Linked DNA regions of Homo sapiens: region 2 is linked to region 1. The links are chromatin loops, found by intact Hi-C in ENCODE. Cell type or tissue: B cell. All regions are shown on one strand. Each heading gives the region's core, and the rest is flanking DNA. Links, peaks and the distances in the headings are about the cores only. Region 1 overlaps ARHGAP26 (Rho GTPase activating protein 26). Region 2 has its middle 28 kb from the start of YIPF5.

Region 1 (11,916 bases), core at 2,567-10,566:
GCTACTCGGGAGGCTGACGCAGGAAAATCGCTTGAACCCTGGAGGCGGAGGCTGCAGTGAGCCAAGATCATGCCACTGCACTCCAGCCCGGCGACAGAGCGAGACTCCGTCTCAAAATAAAAAAAGAAGGAGGATAATATGGAATGAGGAAGGGAACATATAAAACAATGAAAGAGAAATTGGAGTAAATATCAGAGCTCTTTTTACCTCTACAAAGAATTGTGAGCCTATTAGACCCTCTACAATAAAAGAACAGTAATAATTATAACCCAGCAGTATATGCCAGTTGCTGTGCTAAGCACTATATATAAATTAATTCACCCACTCTTCACAGCTACATCATGAGAAAAGTATATTCTTATTATTCCCCTTTAGCAGATGAGAAAACCAAGGCTCAGAGAGGTTAAGTATCTTGTCCACAATCACAGAGCTGGCAAGATAATAGAGCCAGGATGTGAACACAGGCATTCCAACCCTTAACTCTTGTGCACAATGCCATGGCAAATGTGATGGCACCGCAGCCCCCAGAGAGCTCACGTTGACCACCCAAGTCCTCTGGTGTCAAAATCAGCCATGCACTTCTGCAAACACCTTAGTGAGCTCCTGCACGGGATTAAATGAGATTGAATGATAAAGAGCTCTGTAAAAACCTAAAGTGCTTCATAAATATGAGGGCTTACAACGCTACTCTAGGCAACGAGCTAATCCAAAACAAGAATTCAATAGCGTCCAGAATAACTGGGGCTTACTTTCTATAGAAGTGGTTCTCCATGTTTTATCTGTCTTAAAATACTCAAGAGATGGAAAAGGCAATGAGTTTTAAAAAAAAAAAAAAAAACACACACACACAAAAAGTCCTAATCATAAAGAAAAAATATTGAAAAATTGGACTTCACCAAAATGAAGAACTTACACTCATCAAAAGATGAATTTAATTACTTAATTACTTTTATTTAAAAAATTAAAAGTCAAACCAGAGTGAGAGAAGATATCTGTAATATCTATCTCCTGCAAGAATCATATCCAGAATATGTAAAGAATGCCTACAAGTGAGTAAGAAAAAATGAACCACCCAATACAATAAATACTTGAATAAGCACTTCATAAAAGAGGACATCCAAATGGCCAATAAGGCTAAGAAATAGAGCCCAAACTGATTACTTATGAGGGAAATGTGATTAAAACCACAATGAGATATAACAAGTACCCTCCTGAATAGAGGGCATTAGAAGGCCACCAATAACCAATACTGGCAAAAAATGTAGAGTAACTGGGACTCTCATACATTGCTGATGGGAGAATAAGTTGATGGAACTACTTTGGCAATATCTGCTAGAACTAAACATAAACCTGCCCTATGACCTAGCAATTCTACCTCTACATATATACTCAAGAGAAATGAGTGCATATGTCCACCAAAAGACGCATTCAGGAATACCTGCAGTTTTATTTAGAATAGCCAAAAATTGCAAAAACAACAACAAATAAATATCCATTGATAAATGGATAAACTGTTGTATATTTGAACAATGGCATACCATACAACAATTTTTTTAAAAAAAGAGTCAACTACTGCTAAATGCAACAACACGAATGAATCTCAGAGACATAATGATGAGGGAAAGAGACCAGACACAAAAGATTATGTGACTGTGTGACTCCACTTCTATGATGTTCAAATACTTGCAAAACTCATCTATGGCAACAGAAGTCAGAAGAGTGATTTTTTTTTTTTTTTTGAAAAGAGATATGGGCAGTGACTGAGAAGGGGCACAAGGGTATCTCCTGGAGTGACAGAAACATTCTATATCTTCATCTGGGTGGTTACACAGTTGTGTGTGTATAACAAGTTATTAAAATACAGACTTTGGAGTCATGCATTTTACTGTGATTACACCTCAGTAAAAATCGTTTTAAATACCCAAGAGCTATGACTTCTCATCAATAACTTAGGCTCACTAGTTATCCTGATTCTAGTGCTTCCTAGATGTATAACCACGGCAGACTAGCAACTGAACTATTCTGTGCTACTCTTATTACCTATGTTTTAAAGAACAGTAGCATAGAGCAGTTCAATTACTTGTCTCCCAGCGTTACCAGGATTACACCTCAGGGCATGCTGGGAAGGTTATATGAGAAGTGTATGCGGCATTTCAAAGTGTCAGGCACACGATGAATGCTCCAAAAATTAGTTGTAATCACAGGGGCAGGTAGAGGTGGGGTGAGCAGGAACAGGATGGTAAGTATGGGGTAAGGTTAAAATTACGGCTGCAGAAGGGCAGGTGTGTATAGTTTCAAAGGGAAAAGAAACAACCCACAGGTGCTAATGACATGTGTGATTCCCACTCCCAACACACTCATACACAGCACTGAAATTCATGCCTCTACCACAAAGCACACAGGGCTGAGGGCTGAAGGGACACACCTGCACTGACATAATGGCCATTTCCTTTCTCCTCCTGAGTAACGCAACAAAGTGGCCTACCACTCCCTTTTAAAATTAACATCTGATAACTAATAAGAACAGAGAAGGGGTCTTTGGCAAATTCTAAAAAATCTGCCAAGGAGCTCCCTCCACCCGCCAGATGAGAGAAGGAGCAAATGACTTAAAAATCCTCTGTAGAGCTCAACCCTAAGAATCCACTTAAAATACAGCACTTCCTTTTCACTCTGAATATGTCCTTAGTGCTATATCTGCTTAAGAATCTGGATCTGCTTAAGAATCTGGATCTGCTTAAGAATCATGAACGAGGATCTGGAATTTTCTCTAAGCTGGCACCTCACCTCTCACACTGCAGGAGCCATGGAGAAAACAGCTCTCCATCTATTACAGGGCAAGTTGCTACCCAACACCATATCTCCTCCAACCCTGGCCCCTAAAAACAGCCCATGGAAAGCAGTATATGGTTTAGCAACACATTCAGGATCCTGGGACCACTGGCTATACCAACTCATAGCCTCCTCACCAGCCAAGAGCAAACAGAATCACAACCAGCCCCAATTCCAGGGTTACTCGACAGCTTTCCTACGCTAATCTTATTCCTGAATCTGAGTCAACAATAGTGATCTCAGTGGTTTGGCAATTTACCCACTTCCTATTGGACAAGGAAAAGCTATTACTAACTCCACCCCACTGAAACAAAAACACTCAGAATTTAACAGTACCGTTCTTTCTAAATCAACCTCCAAAGATCTAGAATTTACTCATTCATAAGACTATAAATCTTCTGTTGGCAAGAGTTCATTCCCCAGCTTCCATCCACACTACTGTATATTTAAGGGTCAAATTCAAAGTAGAAGAGCTGAGGCACCCACAGGAACACACAATCTCAAAGCCTGTGTCTGAAACCTGCCCCTTATGCTTATTTAGGAGACAAAGGGGAATGATAAGGAATGGAGCATCAGCTGCCATCCACTTGCAAGAAGAGTTTTGCAAGTGCCAGGGAAGGGAAGTGGTCCTTTGTTTCTAAAGTGCTACTGGGAAAATGAATTCCTAACAGTTCCTGGACAATGCAATGGTTCGGGTTCAGAAGAGCTTCATTTACACAAAGATATGGCCAAAGCCACATAGAATAATCTTGGAGAATGACACCTTTTCCATGTCTGTTTATGAGATTACAGACCCAAATGTCTACGGAGACTCGGTAAGTAAGAAAAATTAGGGAAACTGGATAAGAAATTCTTTAATCCAAGGAAAATAGACTTGGTCTTATGTTGCTCTTGGTTTTTTCTTTTGCAGTTTTACTTTCAGATAGAAACAAAGAACAAAGAATTATCTCCCCTCTGTGGGAAAAACAACAGTGCAAGTGCAAAGCAAAAAAGCTGTCACTCGTCTTCATGGGGGAGGTGGGCAACAGGGCATGGTGGGGACTGCGGCAGAACAGAGAGCACACACCCCACCTAAAGGAAATATCTGTCATTCAGCTCAACCGGTAGCTGGCATGCGGGAAGGCATGATCAGCAGTTAAAGATTTTTTTCAGTTTTAAACTGTTGCCTCAAACACTATTCAAGCCAAACCAAGCATGTCTGTGGACCACCAGTTTGCAACTTCTGTTGTCTGTGTCTTCCTCTGAATCTATCTGAGCTTCACCCTAGGTCATCATTACATGTTATAAAGTCATCCATCTCATGCATTAAGACCAACAATGAAGGATGCCTGTCTATATTCTTGATTCACCTTACAGTCAAACTCAGGAGAGTATCTCCAGGTCATCCACAAAGGAGGAACTTGGGCTACTTCCCTTTTTCTTCCAATACTCAAGGACACAGTGCCATCACTGGAAGGCAATGGTAATCTACTATTTGGAGACAGAACATATGAATCTGCACTACTATGCGTGCTCTGATGTAATAAACCATTGAGGTCCTTCTGCAAGACCTTTGTGCATGGAAAGAATTAATAATATGCCATGATAATCTGGGTGTGGTACAGGTGAGAGACAGAGGAAGTAAGAAACCAGAAGATGCTGCAACTGGCAGCCCCCAAACCACAGGTAGATTTACTGAGTGTTTATTATGTGCTAACCACTGTGCTAAGGACTTTACTTGTATTATCATTCATTCTTCACAATAACTGTATGAAGTAGACACTACCATTATTTCTTCTTTTAAAAGTGAAAAGACTGAGACTCACATAAATTACTTGCATAATGTCACACCACTAGTAAGTGCCAAAGCCTGCACTTGAACCCAGGTGTGCCTGAATCTAAAGCAAAGCCCATGCTTTAATGACAATGTTGTACTGCCCCCCTGTGCATGTAGCATACATGTCCTGGGATCCAGAAAGACCAGCATCTTAAGGAGAAGAAGAAAGGAAGGAAGGAGGGAGGGAGGGAAGGAGAGTTGGAAAGAGGAGGGAGGGAGGAAGCAAGGGTCAACCCTCTAAGAAGGTTTTGGAAGTAGCTTCTAATCAATTATTTAGAAAGGATCTGATCCTCTCAGCACTTTGGGATGCCGAGGCGGGTGGATCGCGAGGTCAGGAGATCGAGACCATCCTGGCTAACACGGTGAAACCCCGTCTCTACTAAAAATACAAAAAAATTAGCCAGGTGCGGTGGCAGGCGCCTGTAGTCCCAGCTACTTGGGAGGCTGAGGCAGGAGAACGGCACGAACCCGGGGGGCGGAGCTTGCAGTGAGCGGAGATTGCGCCACTGCACTCCAGCCTGGGCGACAGAGCAGGACTCCGTATCAAAAAAAAAAAAAAAAAAAAAAGGATCTGATCCTAATAAATGAATGAATCATAACCTATTAAAGCCTGCAACCTTAGTATTTTTAGAGGAATGTTCCTAAAATAATTAGGATCATAGCAATAATAATAGTCTAAAAAGTAGGTATCACCAACCACATCAGATAAGTTCTTACATTTTTATGAGAGACTGAAGTCGTAAAACATCGGGAAGCCCAAAGACATCTTTGGCATATTAAATTGCATGGCTCTTAAATGCAACAGATATTGACTGAGTTCCTATTATGTGCCAGTCATCATGCTAGGTATCAGGGACATAGAAGCAAGCAAATGTTAACACACTGCACAAGGACAAGGCATTATTCACTGATGGGATGAGTGAGACTCAAGGAGAATGCAAATACCTGTTACTACTATTGATAACAAACTATGAAAATATAGCTTCTGTTTCATGTATTTTTTTTTCATTTTTACTATTCTATCTCACAATCAACAGAAATGTACATAAGTGGAATGTACTGGTTGAACTGTTTCTTCTATCCAGAATTACATAATAGCTCATTTTTGGTTTTGATTTTAAAAAGACAAACTCATTTTATATTTAGAAATTGGTAAATAAACTGGTATATTCAACCAATAAAACTCCATATTTCACCAGGCAGACTAAAGAGTAAAAATAGGGTTGCCTCAATCACCCTCCCAATCAAGTCCATTAACCACCATACCCCATTCTTTGTTAAACCAGAATCAAACAGCAAACAGGCATGCTCTCATTTAATTAAAAGAAAAAAAAAAACTCCATGACAAGTTCAAACTACATGAATTCTAAGACTCCAAGAACTTCTCCACTAACTTATTTTACAGAACAGCCAAAAAGCAATTCAGAAACTATGGTATCGTCTCCCAACTCAAGTCATGGAAGTCAGAGTCATATAACACCCTCTGAGGAAGGAAAACTCCATTTCCTGCCTGAAATGTCATGGCATTGAGACCAGCACTCTAATCCAACCAGCAGGAAGGCAAAATAAAATATTATTTCAAACAAGGGGTGAGAAGGGGAGGGAGGGGAAGTCTGAAACCAGGAAAAATGGATTCATGTGTTGCAAAAGATAAAGGCACGTTGCACCAGGAGGGAAAAGTAGGACTGCCAGGTTCTCAGCACACACAGGACAGTGAAATCACTCATCTTTTCTGCACCATCCTAAATAAGCCATTCCTAAAGCAAAGGGCCTGGCACTTTAGTTCAAAGAGCCAGGTAAAGGGTAATGTTTAAACAGAGGCCCAACTAACTGAGCATGTTTGTTTTTGCAAGAAAGTGGGTATGAATGATTTGTGATGAAAGGGTGGGAGGAAGGAATTTCTAGAGAATGAATGAGTCATTTAGGATACTCTTCTTCCTTTAAGGAATAATACTCTCATGATTATTTTTTTCTACAGAAAACACACACACACACACACACACTCTTCTGTCAATGTATACAAGGTGTATATAGGACAGCTGATTTTCAACTGGACCTTCTAATAGTTACTAATACATACACAAAACTGCCATCTAGAGGTTGAATGTTGAAACAAAGTCTGTTACATAAGATGATCCTTTTTGGAAAACACATAATCTCAGTCACACAATTTCACAAAAACACACAAATGCATACACACACACCTCTTAGCAAGCTAGAAGAAACAATATTATTTTAATTTAAAATTAATACAGTTTCTTCTTGAGGCCATAAATTGGAAAGAGAGGGCATAACACTTTATCTTTATTTGAAGCATGTATCAACAACAGGTTATCACATACACAGTTTGAAAATGGAATCTTACCCTAGCAGGCCCTTTGCACATATAACCCGAATGCACCTGTATTTCCTCTCAGCTTATAGATAACTTGAAAACTCATGACACTACAGGAAAAGGAGCACCATTAAGACAAAAAGCAGGCTCACAGGAATATCCACCAAAGCTAAGGTTCACCATCACAACAATAAAGCCCCAGGTTTTAGGGTATAGAAAAAAATTCAACAGCCATGTTTTCAGACATAGGACTCCATCAGAGGGGAATATTAGTGTGTTCCACCTTCAGAAAAAATCCTGCAATGTAGTGATAATTCACCCCATCTTACAGATGTGGTTAAACCACTTACCCAGAGTCACACAGCTAGTAAGGAACAGATCCCAAATTCAAATTTAGGAATGCTCTTATCTTTTTTACCTGCATCATGCAGCCTGCCATACAAACATATTTGAAATGAGGGTGCTGAGGGTTCCAGTAGATTCTTCAGATCTTTCAAAAATCTTTCTGGCCTCCACTATTCTGACTTTCACCAATCTTCAGTTTTCCTGGGTCTCTTCCCTAACAGTACACAAATGCAGGTTAAGTGAGCACCTGCTAAAAGTTTAGTTTAAATAGCAACTAACTTGATTAAGCTCCTCTAGTCTCTTACACAATAGTTTACCATGGCCTCAAAGAAAATAATTAACCCATGTCAAAATTACGTCACCATAAAAAATAAAATTGAACAGCCATATGCACATATTACTGTATTAAAAGCTGCATAAAATGTTCTTCTGCCTCTGGAAGCAAATCACCTGAGACAGATATTTAGAATTGAACAGAGGTATATAAAACATACCTAATTAAACACCCAACCAACCAATACAAAGAAAAGCTTATTACTGTGCAAATGCAGGTTACCTGGGAAGAAGAAGAATAGAGTTGACAGTGGATGTGAAATGCTAGGTTGGGACTAGATCAGAGGAGAGCTACTGCCCTTTACCTATTCATGGAAAGCTTGCAAAACAAGGACTTTGGAACTGGTATGAAAGAAAATCAGATGAGGTCTGTTAAGAAAGTCCTACAGATTTGTAAACTTTATATCTCCACTGCCAGTAGTCTCTAGCATGTAGTAATGCTCAATAAAATAAGGAAGGAAGGAGGGAGGGAATGAATTCAGCGTATTCCAGTCATGCCATCGTCCCCTGTAAGAATGGAAGGGTAAAGTCCTCTTGTTTGTTACTTTCCCCCCAGTATTCTGGCCCTCCAGGTTTGCTGGAACACTCAACATCCTGGTGTTTATACCTTAGTTGCTTGAGTATATATGAGCATTCCAAACTCAAAGGTAAGCTCCATGAAGATAAGTTTATTCTTGCCTTATCCCTTATTACAACTCCAGCACTAAATATCCTTGCCATCTCTAAGAAGCTATCCTTGCTGCCCACCTCTAGAGAGTACCAATGCTGGGAAAGGGGCACTTAACACACAGCATTTTCAAATGTATGGACATTGGTGAGAGTCAGCTAACCCCAGAAAAAAGTAATCATTTCCCTTCCCCAGTGTAAACACTGCCCCTCAAGAGACTTTATTGATTCAGGGAATCAGAAAAAGTTTTATTATTTTTCACATGGTTTACTAGGCCCTCCTGGAAAACACCTGAGAGAAAATATCCACGTGTCACTTACATCTGTGAGAAATTTCTTGAAAATAAACAAATCCAGGGATGCTGGCAAATGACTAGTACCATGATTCTTTAGCCTAAACAAATATTTTCCCTATATTTGCTCATGAATTTCCTTAAGACACTGCATGACGGAGTGAATTATTCAAAGTGACAGAACACAGACATAAGCAAGTACTACCGATTCACATCCTGCTACCACTAATGGCTGCTTTGAAATCATGTCCCATTTTTTAACCCAGAAATTTTACACTAAATCCTCTCAAAGAGTTGACACATTTTGTAATGATCAATCTAGTCTTTATTCAATTAACCAATATAAATTATAAACCTTCAAATGCTTGGTGCTATGGCAAAGTAATACAAAAGCACCCAAGAATGCTGCTTCATTAAAGAATAAAAAAAGTGATTTTTATTTTATTTTACTGAGATGGAGTCTCCCTCTGTCACCCAGGCTGGAGTGTGGTGGCGCGATCTCAGCTCACTGCAACCTCCATCTCCTGGGTTCAAGCAAATTCTTCTGCCTCAGCCTCCTGAATAGCTGGAATTACAGGTGCCCACCACCATGCTCGGCTAATTTTTTTCTATATTTTTAGTAAAGACAGGGTCTTGCCATGTTGGCCAGGCTGGTCTTGAACTCCTGAGCTCAAATGATCCACTTGCCTCGGCCTCCCAAAATGCTGGGATTACAGGCATGAGTCATCACGCTAGGCCAAAAAAGGGTGATTTTTAAAAAGCTAATGAAAGCTTAGGCTATAATCATGTAAAAAAATAAAAGAAAAGAAAGGAAGAAGGTAATTTATGTGAATGGGCTGCTTTGTGAAGTGGGGTTCCTTGGCAATGGGATTGTTCAAGCAGTAGGTGTTGAGTTATCCATTTAAAGGCTGCTGGGTGCATGAGTGCTGCTTCATTGAGAAAGGCCCTCCCTATTCAAACTGCGTTCATTTCCTGGGGCTGCCGTAACAAAGTGCCACAAACTGGCTGGCTTAATCAACAGAAATTTATTGCTTCACAGGTCTAGAGGCTAAAAGTTCAAGATCAAGGGTTCCTCCTGAGGTCTGTGAGGAAGAATCTGCTCCATGCCTCTCCTCTAGCTTCTGGTGCTCTGCTGCCAACCTTTGGTGTTCATTGGCTTGTAGGTGCATCACCTCGACTTCTGCCTTCATGTTAACACGGTATCTTCTCGTGTACATGTCCATCTCTGGGTCCAAATTTCCCCTTTTTACAAGGACAATGGTAATATCGCATTAAGGCCCACCCTAATGACGTCATTTTAACTTGATTATCTCTATCAAGTAATCTCCAAATAAGGCAACATTTTCAGATACTGGGGATTAGGACTTCAGCATATGATTTTGGCAGGGACACAATTTAATCTATAACTAGTATCTGCTAGGAAATTTTTTAAAATTATCCTTTGGAGCATGTTGTGGCCATACCACACAACTACTACAAGTTACATTTATTTAAAGCCATATCATATTATTAATGCTAGAGTCTTTAAACTGAATTTCAAAAGAAATCAGAAGGAACCTTCAAAGAATCATTATATTGATTGGACTGACATGATACCTTGATCCAAGCAAGTTTTCGGTTTGAGATTGAAGAAATACAAAGAATTTCTACTAACTTTAGCTTTTTGATGTTAGGAACAATGAAATCTTTTTGAGGGAAAGCAGAGATATGAAGAGCTAACATTAGTCTGTGAAACATTTGCTCCATGTAATCCTAGGGTCCTCAGTAGTTCAGGTTTGAACATCCCCCCCACCCCAAAAACTAGTTCTGAAAAAAAGGAAGGCACTAGAGAAAAGAAATTAGAGGAGATGTGACCTCTGAAATCATGTAGAAGCCAATACAAAAGGGTGTGGACACAGAGATGAGAGTATAGGTCTACTTTTTAGATATCAAAGGTAAAACAACTTAGATATATAAGAATTAAAAGTAGATTTCTAGAAATGTATTTGGTTTTAAAAAGGATCCTCGGCCGGGCACGGTGGCTCACACCTGTAATCCCAGCACTTCGGGAGGCCGAGGCAGGCGGATCACCTGAGGTCAGGAGATTGATACCAGCCTGGCCAACATGGTGAAACCCCATCTCTACTACAAATAGAAAAATTAGCCAGACGGGGTGGTGCATGCCTGTGGTCCCAGCTACTCAGGAGGATGAGGTAGGAGAATCGCTTGAACCCGGGAGGCAGATGGTGCAGTGAGCCAAGATCACACCACTGCACTCCAGCCTGGGTGACAGAGCAAGACTCTGTCTCAAAAATAAAATAAATAAAATAAAATAAAATATAAAATAAAATAAAATGGATCCTTGAAACATAAAGTTCAAGAACCATAGATCTAAATCCCATTGGCCTGGATTAACACTTAATTTGATTTTCAGTTCATTCGTTGTTCAAAGAATGACAACAGTTTTCTGTAGGACTTATGTGTCAGGGATTTGAGGATTAACAAACTGACAGCAATGTATTGTGATACAATGAAAACAATTAGCTGACAAGTGATACTACTGCTAGGATATCTCCTACTCATGCTAGCTGTCCTGGATTAAAAAAAAAAAGAGTGTCACCTTAAAAATAAAAGGTGGAGCTAGGGACAGTGACAGTGGTGTACCTATCTTCTCAACTACTCGAGAGCTGAGGTGGGAAGATTGCTTGAGCCCAGGAGTTCAACTCCAGCCTAGGCAACATGAGGAGACCCCACCCACCTCTAAACAAATAAATAAAAGATGGAAGAAAAGGTGTACAGAAACCAAAAAACCATTCATGGAACACCTATTCAGTGCCATGTGCCTGTCACTGTGCTCTATCTGCATTGCTTCTTTTAATTTAGTCACGGGAGGACTTTCTGAAGGTCACAGAGGAGTAGATATAAGAAGAGAGGCAAATTTGCTGCTTCAGTTCATTGTACTTTATATTGTACAGTTTCATTGTAGTTTACAATGCCAAATGCAACTGACAGGGTGCCAATAGCACTTCCCAGATTTCACAGCCTGAAAACTGGACACTGCGGTGTCTCTGAAATGCAACCACCAACAGCTCTGAGCTCATCACTGGAAAATGTTTCTAAAATATCTGAAGTTTAGGCCAGGTGTGGTGGCTCACGCCTGTAATCCCAGCACTTTGAGAGGCCGAGGCAGGTGGATCACCTGAGGTCAGTAGTTCAAGACCAGCCTGGTCAACATGGCGAAACCGCATCTCTACTAAAAATACAAAATTAGCTGGGCATGGTGGTGCATGCCTGTAATCCCAGCTGCTCAGGAGGCTGAG
Region 2 (11,916 bases), core at 1,684-9,683, 1.2 Mb before region 1:
CTGCAATGACAAATCAGGTCCAAGTTGTCCTACCATTTTAATTGAAATATTTTAATACAAAAACCAACAGCTTTTTTACTTGTAGCTGTAAAAGTTATAAATAGTCATACTAAAAACTACTGAAGGATATTTGGTGAAAGACAAAAGTGAAAATTATTAATTCTCTGTTCTCTCTTCTATACGGTCACTCCTTATTTCTCTCTTTTCTTTCTCTGCTTATTTTTTCTCCTTTTCTCTCCCTCTTTCTTTTGTGTTATAAGCTCTGCTCAGAATAAAATAAAGGAGTCCGTGCCTGAGAATATAATTCAGATCCCAGAGAATTAGAGGTGCTCTTGTTGACCAGATATACTGGAAATCTCAAAGCTTATATAAATTATTTTAATGGATGAATAGCTTTTAGTTTTCTGGCATCAAATCAATGTTCGACAAATGTTTACTGAGTGGCTACTATATGATAGATTCTATGGAAGAATACAGATAAAAACAATTAGCTCTGCCCTTAAGGAGCTCACAACTTAGTGAAATCCTAATAATTACTTGAGAAAGTAAAGAGAAAGCCTAAGTGAATTCATCCAGGGCAAGGACTGTCTTCACAGCTCTGACACCTTACATCCTTTATTAAGAGAGATGCAAATTAATCAATATTAATTCCCAGTTGAATGGTATATTGGATTAGTTGACAAATCTGATTAACTTCAACATTAAGATAAATGGACAAAAGCATAATCACTATTTGGGTACATAGCTTTGAATATGCATTTAAGAATGCATTGCAGAGTGACATCAGCAGCAGCAGCAACTAAAACGTACTTGTCATATGCCTCGTGCCAGGCACCCTGACAGATGTCCCCCATGCATATCTCATTTAAATATTACAACAAGCCAGTGAAATAGATGTTATTATTATAGTTTTAGGTTATTTTAAAGATGCAAAGTGTTTGCCCTATGATTACATAGCTAACTAACAAAGAGTATAGCCATAATTTGACACATTTGAATGGAATTCATGTTGCCTTATAATTTATTTTTTATCCTAAGGGCAAACTAGAAAAAATAAATAAATTACATACACAGCACTGAACTGATGAATTACAATTTTTATTTTTCCCCAAAGGGCTTTTGGGACAACAAATGAGAAGTAGAGCTGTCTCTCAGGGTTGGATTAGTGAACTTGGGTTCAGTTTTGAAATTAACTAGAGATAGCTGCCTCTAGTTTTAAATTACAGATAACATGAGAACATGAAGCCAGATGTTATTCACTTCATTTGGAGGGTGACTGGAAAATCTTTTGGGCTACTGTAGTTGTTTTGCTTTCCCTCACATAGAAGAGCTAAGCTGGTGTGCAAAATGGTTGGGAGAAGAGGGAAAAATAGATTCTACTTCTAGCTCTGCCCTCAATCCATCATACAGCATTGAATAAAGTAAGTTTTCTACTTCCTGTAAAATGGGGATAAAAATGCTTCCTCTGCCCACTTCACCAAGGAGAGGATCAAAAGAGACCATTTATGTGAAATGACTACACACATGCAGGACATTCTTTTGTAGATAATAAACAGATATATATTCATGAGCTGTTTACATTAACCTGTGGTTGGGGTAAAACCAGAGCCTAAGCCCAATATACTGAGGCAAAACTGTGGCCTCTTCTGTAAGCAACAGAAGGTGGATTTTCTTGGCTTCACTCAAACCAGACAAAGAGTAGGCCATTTCCAGCCGGGCACAGTGGGCCACAGCTGTAATCCCAGCACTTTGGAAGGCTGAGGCAGGAGAATTGCTTGAGCTCAGAGTTCAAAACCAGCCCTGGCAACATAATGAGACCCTGTCTCTACAAAAAATAAAATTAAAAAGAGCAGACTATTTCATCTGCATTCAAAAGTCCTCACTCAGACTCTTCATTTGAAATTGTCAGGAGACAATATGGTGTTTAAGAGCACAGGCTTTGTAATCTGATCAACCAGAGCTCAAAAGCCAGCTTCTGTACTAGAATCATAAAGGAATTGTCCTCACTTAGTCTCAGTTTTCTCATCTCAGCACAGGGATAACTACTGCACCTCCTTCATGAGCCTTTGTGGGATTAACTGAGGGAAAGAATGCCAAGTACTTAATATGGTGCCTTGTAAACTAAAAGTGTGCAATAGATAGTAGGTGCTATTTATTATTACGGACAGTAGTGGTCTCAGCAATACTTGTAGCAGCAATATCACGAGAGACCATTTTTTTTCTTACAATTGTGAATATAATTACTTTGGACCTAATTTGCACGTATTATACCTAAATAGTTGACCAGCTGTCTTGTGAGCAATTTTCATTTGTTTTTACTAAGTGAGGGATATTACCTTTTAAAAAATGGTCCTCTCAATATAGATTTTTTTATCTTTTGTGCCAGATATATATTTCCTTTCATTTATATATAATTCATTATTATCTAAAGGCATCTATGGCAGTAAAGGTCTAAAGGCATCTATGGCAGTAAATGATACGAATCTTGACCATAACTTTTATTCTGTGAGACTGACTCATAAAATCATGTGTTCTTTGTACCTCATTGCAGAGATTTCTTTTAAAACTGCACTGGTGTTCATATGTTAGTTAGCATATCTTTAATGAGATTTACCTAATTTGGCTCAAATAAAACAAGGACCTGGTTACTCACTTTGATGTGTACATCTGATAATAAGTCTGACGAGAGCCACTGTTGGAATTTTCTTTGTTTTCTGAAGGCTGATACAGTTAAAGAACAACATGGGGGGTTAAAAGTCCTAACAGCATAATTTGAAGGAGTGTCAACAAGCCCTATATTTATTGTAATTGTACTTGGGCAATATCTCATTTCCACTTGAGCTTCAGAGCTATAAATAGTTCTAATCTGTTTACTTTGTACACTTACTGGATTAATTACAGTAGAACATGCCAAATGATATTATTGTAGCGGTTGGCTAAATGTAACACAAACATGATAATTAAAATGATTACTTTTTAATTTCTCCCCTTTTCAGTTTTATGAGCTGAATTTACAGTGTTATAAGCCTTTAAGAATCTGATTTAAGAATCACTGGACTTTTCTGTCAATGCATTTCATTGTTGACATTGGATTTAGTGTTGTTCAGTGTTGTTGGGAGTTTCCTTCAGAAAGGAAACACCTGGGTCCTGCTTCCATGTGATATCTACTTGGTGAAAAGTGCATTGTTTCCATCATACTTGCATCATTGTGGAGTAATCACGTTTCCATTTACCTATCCAAATTGATGCTGGTAACGCACATTCTCACATACACACACACATATACACACCCCTGGTAGAGAAATTGTTTCCTCTTGCATCAGTAAAAGTGATGTATGTTTATTTCAACATGCCCTCCAGCAACCTTTTGGTGCCTCAGCACTACCCAAGACAGTAATTGTGCTCAGCAGCTACCTCATCCAGGCAGTTTCTTATTTCTAGATGTCTGACTACACCTGGGAAAGTACTGTTTTTGTTAACTTACCAGAAGAGGGCCACTGGGAAGAAAGGAAGTGAAAAATGGTTACTGCCAAAGGTATTATCCTTTAATCCTAAAAAGGTTGCTTAAGCCCCTCTTGGTTCTCCCATTATGTTCCTTCATGGTTTGCCAATTAACTTATCCCAGTGCTCTGGGGTCATTGATCTAGACAGCACTCCTTTTGGGTTCCCCTCCCACCAATTCCCAGCAAAGTTGTTATAAATGCACTGTGCTTCCTTTTTGATTGTCCCTTAGTGGCTGGGTTGCTTTGTAAAGAATTCGATGCACAGGTTTCAGCAACCTCTTTACAAAGTGGAGACAAAAGCAAAAATAGAAGGGAAAAAGGATACTCCAACGGACTAAAACGACAGCAAACTTTAGCTGTAAACTTTTTAACTGAAGAACCTGGAGTTGCTTTTGAGAATTTTAAAACAAAGCACAAATAAGAGTTGGGAATATTTTATTTCTTCTGTGTACCTCAGGATTTTCCACTTTATACCTGGCTTTGAATAACTCTCTATATAGTCTACATTCAAAATATCAAGTAATTTTACCTAGCCTTTGGTAAAGAAGAGTCCAACTGGCAACTGCAGAAACTTGTCACCTTCAAGTTTATCCAGCGTTCCCAATACATTTTGAAGTAGTGAGTGTTTCTAAGAACTCAATTCTGAGCCCTGTTTTTTCTCTTTACATCTTGCCCTCCAAGACAGTTTGTTTGCTTTTACAGATTCAACTTTTGCCTCCATGTTAGATCTATCTAGTTTATATCCCAAACACCAACACTACACTCATGCTCAAATACCTATTATCAATTGCCTGCTAGACATTTCTTTAAGATACCCCACTGGCAACTCAAAGTCAAGTTATGCACAGTGGAACTCCTCTCTTCCTCCCTCTTCTACCCTGAAAGTCTGTCCCTTCACATTGCGTGCTCTCTCTCTCTCTCTCAGTGGGTTGCTCTCTCTCTCTCTCTCTCCTTCCTATCTCCTGTTGCCCTTTTGACTTCTCTCTTCTTCTCCCTTTCCCTCTCTCCCTTTCCATCTCTTTCTCACATCCATACCACTAACCAACAAGAATGCAGAGTCATCATTTGATTTTCTCTCCCCATAGCTTCTTACATCTCTGAACTAGGCAAGTCTTCTGTATTCTTTCAAGTCTCACCCATGCCTTCATCCTCTACAGTACTATGGTTAATCATCCAGGTTATGTAAATGTTTATTCAATCAATGCTTATCAGTGGTCTACACTATGCTGGGCACTGTAATGGGCACAATGAGGATTCAGTGCTGGCAAAGAAACGCTTTTTTCCCTGCCATGGCAATTGTCATCGTTATTGCCCCTGTATTATTACAACACTCTCCTAATTGGTATTTTGGAAGCTGGTGTCTCTCCCTCTCCAAACCATCAGGTCACAAATTACCCTCCTCAAAATACAGCTTTGGGGAATGATACATTTCTAAATATTGTGTACTTAATTATCAGTAATTCTGCTGTATGTATTATGATCTAAAGCCTTTGGAACTCTTTATGTAGAACATCATAAAGAGCTGCACTTCTAGGCCACCGACTGCATTTTGAATTGTGACTACCGTCTTATGAATGAAGTACCAAGTCATCTTCATCTGCCAGCCTCATTTCCTTCGAATACTGCAGCAAGCCACCTCCCTTGAGAATGAGGGGCAAGGGCAAGGGCCTGTAGTATTGTACTGCCCAAAGCAAGACTCTCTGGGGGAAGATCAGAGTTCCCAGGCTAACAAGGTCCACGGATCAACTTCCCATCTGAAAAAGTTAGCACCATTTAGTGCCAAAGCCACTGTCTATGCTTGTAATGCCAGCTGTACACCTCAAAAATGCATGTGGGAGATTTGTAGATAGATCAGTGCAGGTTTTCTGCACTCTGCTCTTCAAATATCAGGGAAAGCTCCTGAGGAAGTGACATCCATTTCTTTGTTTCAAATGGTTCCTCTTTTTTGTTATCACAGAAGCAATGCATGCATATTGTAAATTGATTCCTACAGTACAAAAGTATTTGAAGTAGAAATTGGAAGTCCCTCATGTGTTCCCCACCCTCACAGATTCTAAGGAAAGTAGGAGTTGATAGATGTGAGAAGAACATGTTGGACTGAGATTTTCACTAACGTTTTCAGCCTCCTTTGTCATGTCAACATCTCTTTTCCCCAACATCTCCTGTAACAAAGTAGAGATGAAAAGCCAATATAGGTGACACATTTTATCCCAAATCCCTGCTCTCAGTAGCATTCCCAGAAGTAGGAGAAGAGGCAGAAGCCAAGGAGGGCACCTAGACCCTTCAGTGACTGAGGCACAACATTCCCCCACACCCAGGATGGCAGATTAAGCTCATTATACACACAGACCTCACAAGTCTATACTATAATACCAGCATAGATGCTCTTTCACCACTAGGTGGTTCTGTAACCTATCTGATGTCATTCCCACTTGCCGACTGAAGTAAAGAACAGAAAATTTTAGGACAGTTTCTGTTGTCACACCTTCCTCATTTGTTTATATCTTCATTTTCAACTGCTCTTCCACATCCAGATAGAATTTGATCACAAAGTTGATATGCACAGTCTCACCAAAACTGCCTGTGTGTTACTTGCTGGGAAGAGGGCCATTTTCCTCTATAGGCCAGGCTCAGGCTGTGAGGCTGCAGGCTTTTTTCTAACTCTGGAGACAAGTGAAACTCCACTCTGTCCTGGTTGCAACAGGAACAGAAATCTCTTTCTCATGCTTCATTGATGGTGCCGCATCTACTGCATTTATTCATTCAATACACACTTACTGGTGCCTATTATTTTATATTTAGTGAACTTGCTAGGTCCAGAAGATAAAGAAAGTGGATTGTTTAGTCCTTGGGAGCTTAACAGTCATATGAGAGCAACAAACAAGCATCAAGAACACTTGATATTTCCCACCCAACATCCATTTCCCTTCTCCTGGATCTCAATTTTCCTCTGGAAAGCACCTCCTATCCCTCTCTCCCTCCCTCAGTACTTGGGTTTCAGGTGTCTGACTCTGCCTCTGACTTCCTGGCAAGGCATGGATTCCACCTAGGCCTGAGCGTTGCATCCTTTGCTTCCACTAATTGCTTCAGGGATAAGCGTGTGGCCTGACCCAGTGAAATGCAACCTGGGGAATTTTGCTGAAACTTGAGTATCAAGTGACCTGGGAGTATGTAGGCTTGAATCTGTTGGCAGCTGCCTTGCCATGACATGAAGTCTAAGGATGACACTAGTGTGAAGAAAGGCAGTTAAGAGATGAAAAGAGACTGGCCTTAGTGATGCAATATGAGTCTTTAAATCAAAACATGCCCAAAGCTAGATCTCCTTCTGAAGTGTCAGAAGATTTCCATTTTGCTTGATCTTATTTGAACCAGATTTTCTGTCACTTTCACCAGATATAATGTTATTATAATATATAATAACATATACAACATATGTAATATATATTATACCATATATTAATATATAATATATACTAATAATAAATACAGGGATTATTACAATGAAATGTGATAAGTGGGTGATATGATAGAAGTTAGTGCCAGCAATAAGTAGGAGAAATATCTAACCCACAGGGAGGGATGGCTTCCATAGAAAGTTCATTTATTTAAGAGCTAAATCTTGAACACTGTATTAGTTTATTTGGATCACAATAACAATGTCCTACAGACTTTGACTTAAACAATGGAAATTCATTTCTTCTTGTTATTTTCTCATAGTTCTGGAGGCTCAAAGTCTGAGCTTAGGTGTCAGCAGTGTTGATTTCTTCTGGTCAGCATGGGAGTTTTGACCTGCTCCCCTTCTGACCGGGGCCAGTTAACCCCTCCTTAGGAAATCTGATGGCCCCCCCCACTCCTGGGAGGGTCACCATATTGATGCCAAACTTAGTGCAGACACCCAGTCAACATAGGGTACTACAGCCCAGAACTCCTGGACTCAAGCGATCCTCCTGCCTCAGCCTCCCTAGTGCTTGGGACTACAGACACGCACCACTGCCCCCGACAGGGTTGACTTCTTTTGAGGCCTCTGCTTGGCTTTCAGGTGGCCATCTTCTCCCTGTGTCTTCACATGGTCTCCCCTCTGTATCTGGGTCCAAATTCCTGATTCTTGTAAGGATACCAGTTACACTGGATTAGAGCCCATCCTAATGATGTTATTTTAACTGAATTCCTTGTATGTTGACCTTATCTCCCAAATACAGTATATTCTGAGGTCCTGGGGATTAGGACTACAACATATGAATTTCGGGGGAGGTAGGACAATTCAGCCTATAACAAATACCTAATTTGGGTACAAAGATAAATAAAAGTGGATCGTTAATCTCAATGAGCTTACAATCTACATAAGACTGGCACAATAACCATAATAGCTAAAGAAATGAAAACATACACATTTATTAACAACATACACATTCTAGAATCTTTTGGATTTATCATTTAGGATAAGCCAACAAGTCCATGAGACCACTACTATTGAAATGGTATGCTAATGGAAGCAGTATAAATTATTGAGCTTTGAAGAAAAGGTCCCTTCCAGGAAAAGTGGTATTTGAGAAGCCCTTTGAACAATGTGTACAATTTTAGTAGGTAAATGGCCAAATTAGATGTGAGGGGGACCTTGGCGATGTGATACTTTCACCCAAATCACCCACGCAGGCTAAATAGGTCACTGTTTACCATGTCGTTCCACCTTCTTTCCTGTTTCAGTGTATCATACCATTTAAAGATGTTCCTAAACGTGTTTTTAAAGGTAAATTTTTAAACAGTGTTCTAGCTGTCTTGCTTTAACTAGTCCCTCATTGTTATTTCTATCACTACCAAACATGTGAAAGGGTTGAGATATTTTCCTACTTACGAGCTAAGAAGTAAATCTGCCAGAGTTTCATGGATGTTGACAGATGACATGAGGCTCTTGGGTAAGAGATAAAAGACAGCTACCCTAGCATTCTTTTCCATCATTAAGAAGGCCAGATGATCACATGCAGTGGGTGTGTTACAGAAAAACAGCCTTATTTTAGGGAACCCAGATCTTCTAGGATAGTCAGTAAGCATGCCTGGTCCGTGCTCCAGAGGGAGACAACATCTCTATCTTACAAGGCTGTTCACTGCACAGATGTTCATCAAAAGACAGTCTGGAACAAAGGAGCAGTGAGTGCCTTGCTCACGTGATGTGCAGAAACCTAAGCGGCCCATGGAGAATTATCTTCTAATAGTTATAAACAGCTTTGGCCAAATGAATTTCCTGCTGGTTTTGTCGCAAATAAATCACGAGCTATCTATATATGAAAGGAATGTTTTTCCAAGCCTTGGATTTTGACTCTGGGTTTTTCTTGCTTCCATTCTGTGGTTTTGACAAGGGGTTTAATTGTCCATTCTGCAATTCTCTTCCTCTCCCTTAACAGCAAATATATAATGCTCTAACCCTTAAGCTCACCTCCTCATTACATCTTTCTTCAAATTTCTCTCAAATATAGTAATTGACTTTACCAGGGATCAGCAGACCTTGGTCAGTGGACCAAAGAATTGTATTTATGCTTTAAAAATGTTCTGAGAAAACAACAAAATAGGACATAGAGACTGTATGTGGTCCCTGAAGCCTAAAATATCTACTATCTGACCTCTCCTAGAAAAGATTTGCTGACCCATGTTTCAAACCTCTGGAAATGCTACAATAATTGAGAGCAATGTCCCCTTCCCCTCTCCCTATCCCTTACTGTTAAGTTTAAATCATGAAAGGTTTAGAGTCAGCTCTAAAGTACCTACTGAGCCAGGCAAAATTATTCTCTTCTTATAACACATCATTCGCTGTTTTTCATTTTCTTCATAATAAATCTGGTTTTATTTTCCTCTTCTCCCTCGCATAGCTGTCTTACCATCACCTGCCATGTGCATAAAATGTAACTATCCACTATAACAACAAGCAGTATGTATTAGGAATTACTTGTTTCAGGCAGAGTCCTAAGCATTTTATGCATCCTCACAGCATCTCTTTGAGGTAATTACTGGTATCTCCTTTATACAGATAAAAAAAAAGGGTTAGTTAATAACCTATCCAAGGTCATGACACTTCTGAGTGGCAAATCGACAAACACGTTTTCCCGGTTCTGTCTGTCAATAGTGTGCCTCCTTGGGGGCAGTGGTCTATTATAATGGAACCCTCCCATCTTCACCAGGAGAGAGGATGAGAAGCTGAAAAGAAACAGAAGGAAAGATAAGAAAGATTCTTTATTGACCATCCTCTATGTGCTAGGATTCCTGCTGAACATTTTGAAAAAAAAAAATAAAAAAAAAACACTTTGTTTCACCTCTGACAACAAAGGTAAAAAGGCTTTCCATTTTTATACACAAAGAAAATGGAATTCAGGAAGCTCAAGAAACTTGCCCTAGTAGAACTAGAATTTGAATGATTATTTGTTTGACTCAATATTAGCCTGTGACATTTCTGCCGAACCACTTGGAGTGGCTGCCTAGGAACCAGTATGCACTTCCTCGTGCAGTATGTTGAGTAGCACAGATTGGGGTAAGCAAATGCTCATGTAAAGCACCCATGAGGGGCACATAAGATGTTGGATGCTGGCAATACAGAGCATAGCAAGACCCACCTGCTTCCCTTCTACAAATTCCAACTCTTACTTAAGTGTAAAACATTGTATGATTTGGCAGAGAAACTAGTGAGTATTTTTTGAATCTCATACACTGTACTTAAATCTAGCTTTCTTATATTTTCGTGTCTTTTGTTTGTTTTCTGACAGTCAATAACTTAGAGTTAATTAAAAACAGCATTTTCACCTTGATTTAGGATGTAAGTACATGTCTCAGTGAAGTCAGTTTTCTTTAGAAACCTTTTACAAGCATTTTTTTTAGAAAAAAATTAATAGCTATAAATCTGTATATACACATCATTCAGCCATGACATCATCAGGTAGATGCATATAAGTTCTGTCTCAAATAACTGACAAATATTTTAATGTTCCTATATGCCAAGCACAATTCTAGATGCTGAGGAAACATCACTGAATGAGATTTTTTTAATGTACTTTAATCACTTCTGATATTCTTTCCCAAAATTCATAACCTTAGTCTAATCACGAGAAAATATCAGACAAACCAAAACTGAAGGTCATTTGATTAAATATCTGACTAGTATTCTTCAAAAGTGTCAAGGTCATGAAAAGCAGAAAGAGAAAGAGGAAACTGTCACAAATTGGGGGAGATTAAAGAGCCATAATGACTAAATGCAATGTGAATCCTGAATTGGATCCTGAAACAGAAAAATTATGTTAATAGAAAAACTGGAGAAATCTACATGAAATATATAGTTCATTCGATACTATTGTGCCAATACTATGAAGATCAATTTCTTGGTTTTAATCAATGTACCATGATTTTATAAGATGTTAACATTCGGGAGGCTGGATGAAGAATATATGGGAATTATCTCTATTACCTTTGCAGCTTTTCTGTAAATCTAAAACTATTTCAGCTTCAACATGTTTTAGAAAATCCATGCCTTCATAGAGATTAAATTCTAGTGGGGGAAGTAAAACAAACAAAATAAAATGAGTCAATAATATGGCATAAGCAAGACTGGATAATTGTGAACATTCTCAGACTCTTTAAATCAAAAGATACTGAAAGTTCAAAATGGCTACCCAACAGTGGCAGTGAGAAAAGGCTGTGTATGTGACTCTACAACCTTTTGTTAAAATTCCAAGAGATTTAAAGGTCAGTATTTTCAGTCATTCACACACAAAGCCTTTTTGATATTTTGTTCATCATGGTTTTTTTTTGCATTAAATTTGAGGTTGTTTTTAAATTACGTTAAAATATGATTTTGTGGCATCCACTTAAAATTTGGCTCACTGAAGACTTACCCTACTCACCACAGCCTTAGGTGTTATTATGCCTATTTTATAATTAAGGAAACTCAAGCATAGATAGGTAAATAATATTGTCCAAGGTCACATAGCTATGAAGTGGTCAAACTGGAATCCAAAATCTATGTTCTTAAACATGATACTACACCATTTTTTTTAAATACTGATAACTTTTAAAGACTATTGCAGTTTGGCCATAGATAGCAGAACGTAGTTACTTGGGTACCTCTGCTGTCACTTCATTATCTGAATATGCACCTTCTTACTACCACAACCTCCAGCAGACCTTCCTGTTTCATTGCTAAGTGACTAACTAACCTTCATAGTAAAGCAGGTCATCAGACACATGGGTTTTTTGCTGGAGTCTCAGTTAGTAAACCAGTTCCATACTCCAAAGCTCTTCCATGAAATAAAGGGCCTGGACTTAGTGTGACCTATTTTTCTCCTTCTTTCTTTTTTGTTGGCAGCTCAATTGTCTATAAATCAGATAGGCAAAGTAACCAAGTATAAGTGGCAAATATGGTGCATTACTATATTGA

The links. Hi-C counts contacts between places; a loop is a spot of excess contacts. Peaks named below come from ENCODE experiments on the same cell type or tissue, not always from the same donor. Only the 100,000 strongest peaks of a DNase experiment are listed, where the experiment ranks them.
Region 2: it touches region 1 in a loop (22-fold over the local background); 11 of 110 quality-filtered maps call a loop at or near these places.

What each region holds. Positions count from the first base shown.
Region 1 is chr5:142,917,154-142,929,069 of GRCh38, reverse strand. The region is part of intron 10 of ARHGAP26 (Rho GTPase activating protein 26); the gene reads right to left. Among named protein-coding and RNA genes, the nearest start is that of ARHGAP26-AS1, 54 kb to the right of the region's middle. RefSeq lists an enhancer at 11,446-11,916. In B cell, for the core only: CTCF peaks have their summits at 6,546 and 6,755 (motif pointing left); a DNase peak (open chromatin) is centred at 6,729.
Region 2 is chr5:144,136,467-144,148,382 of GRCh38, reverse strand. It overlaps the pseudogene RN7SL87P. Among named protein-coding and RNA genes, the nearest start is that of YIPF5, 28 kb to the left of the region's middle. In B cell, for the core only: CTCF peaks have their summits at 5,689 and 5,914 (motif pointing right); a DNase peak (open chromatin) is centred at 6,022.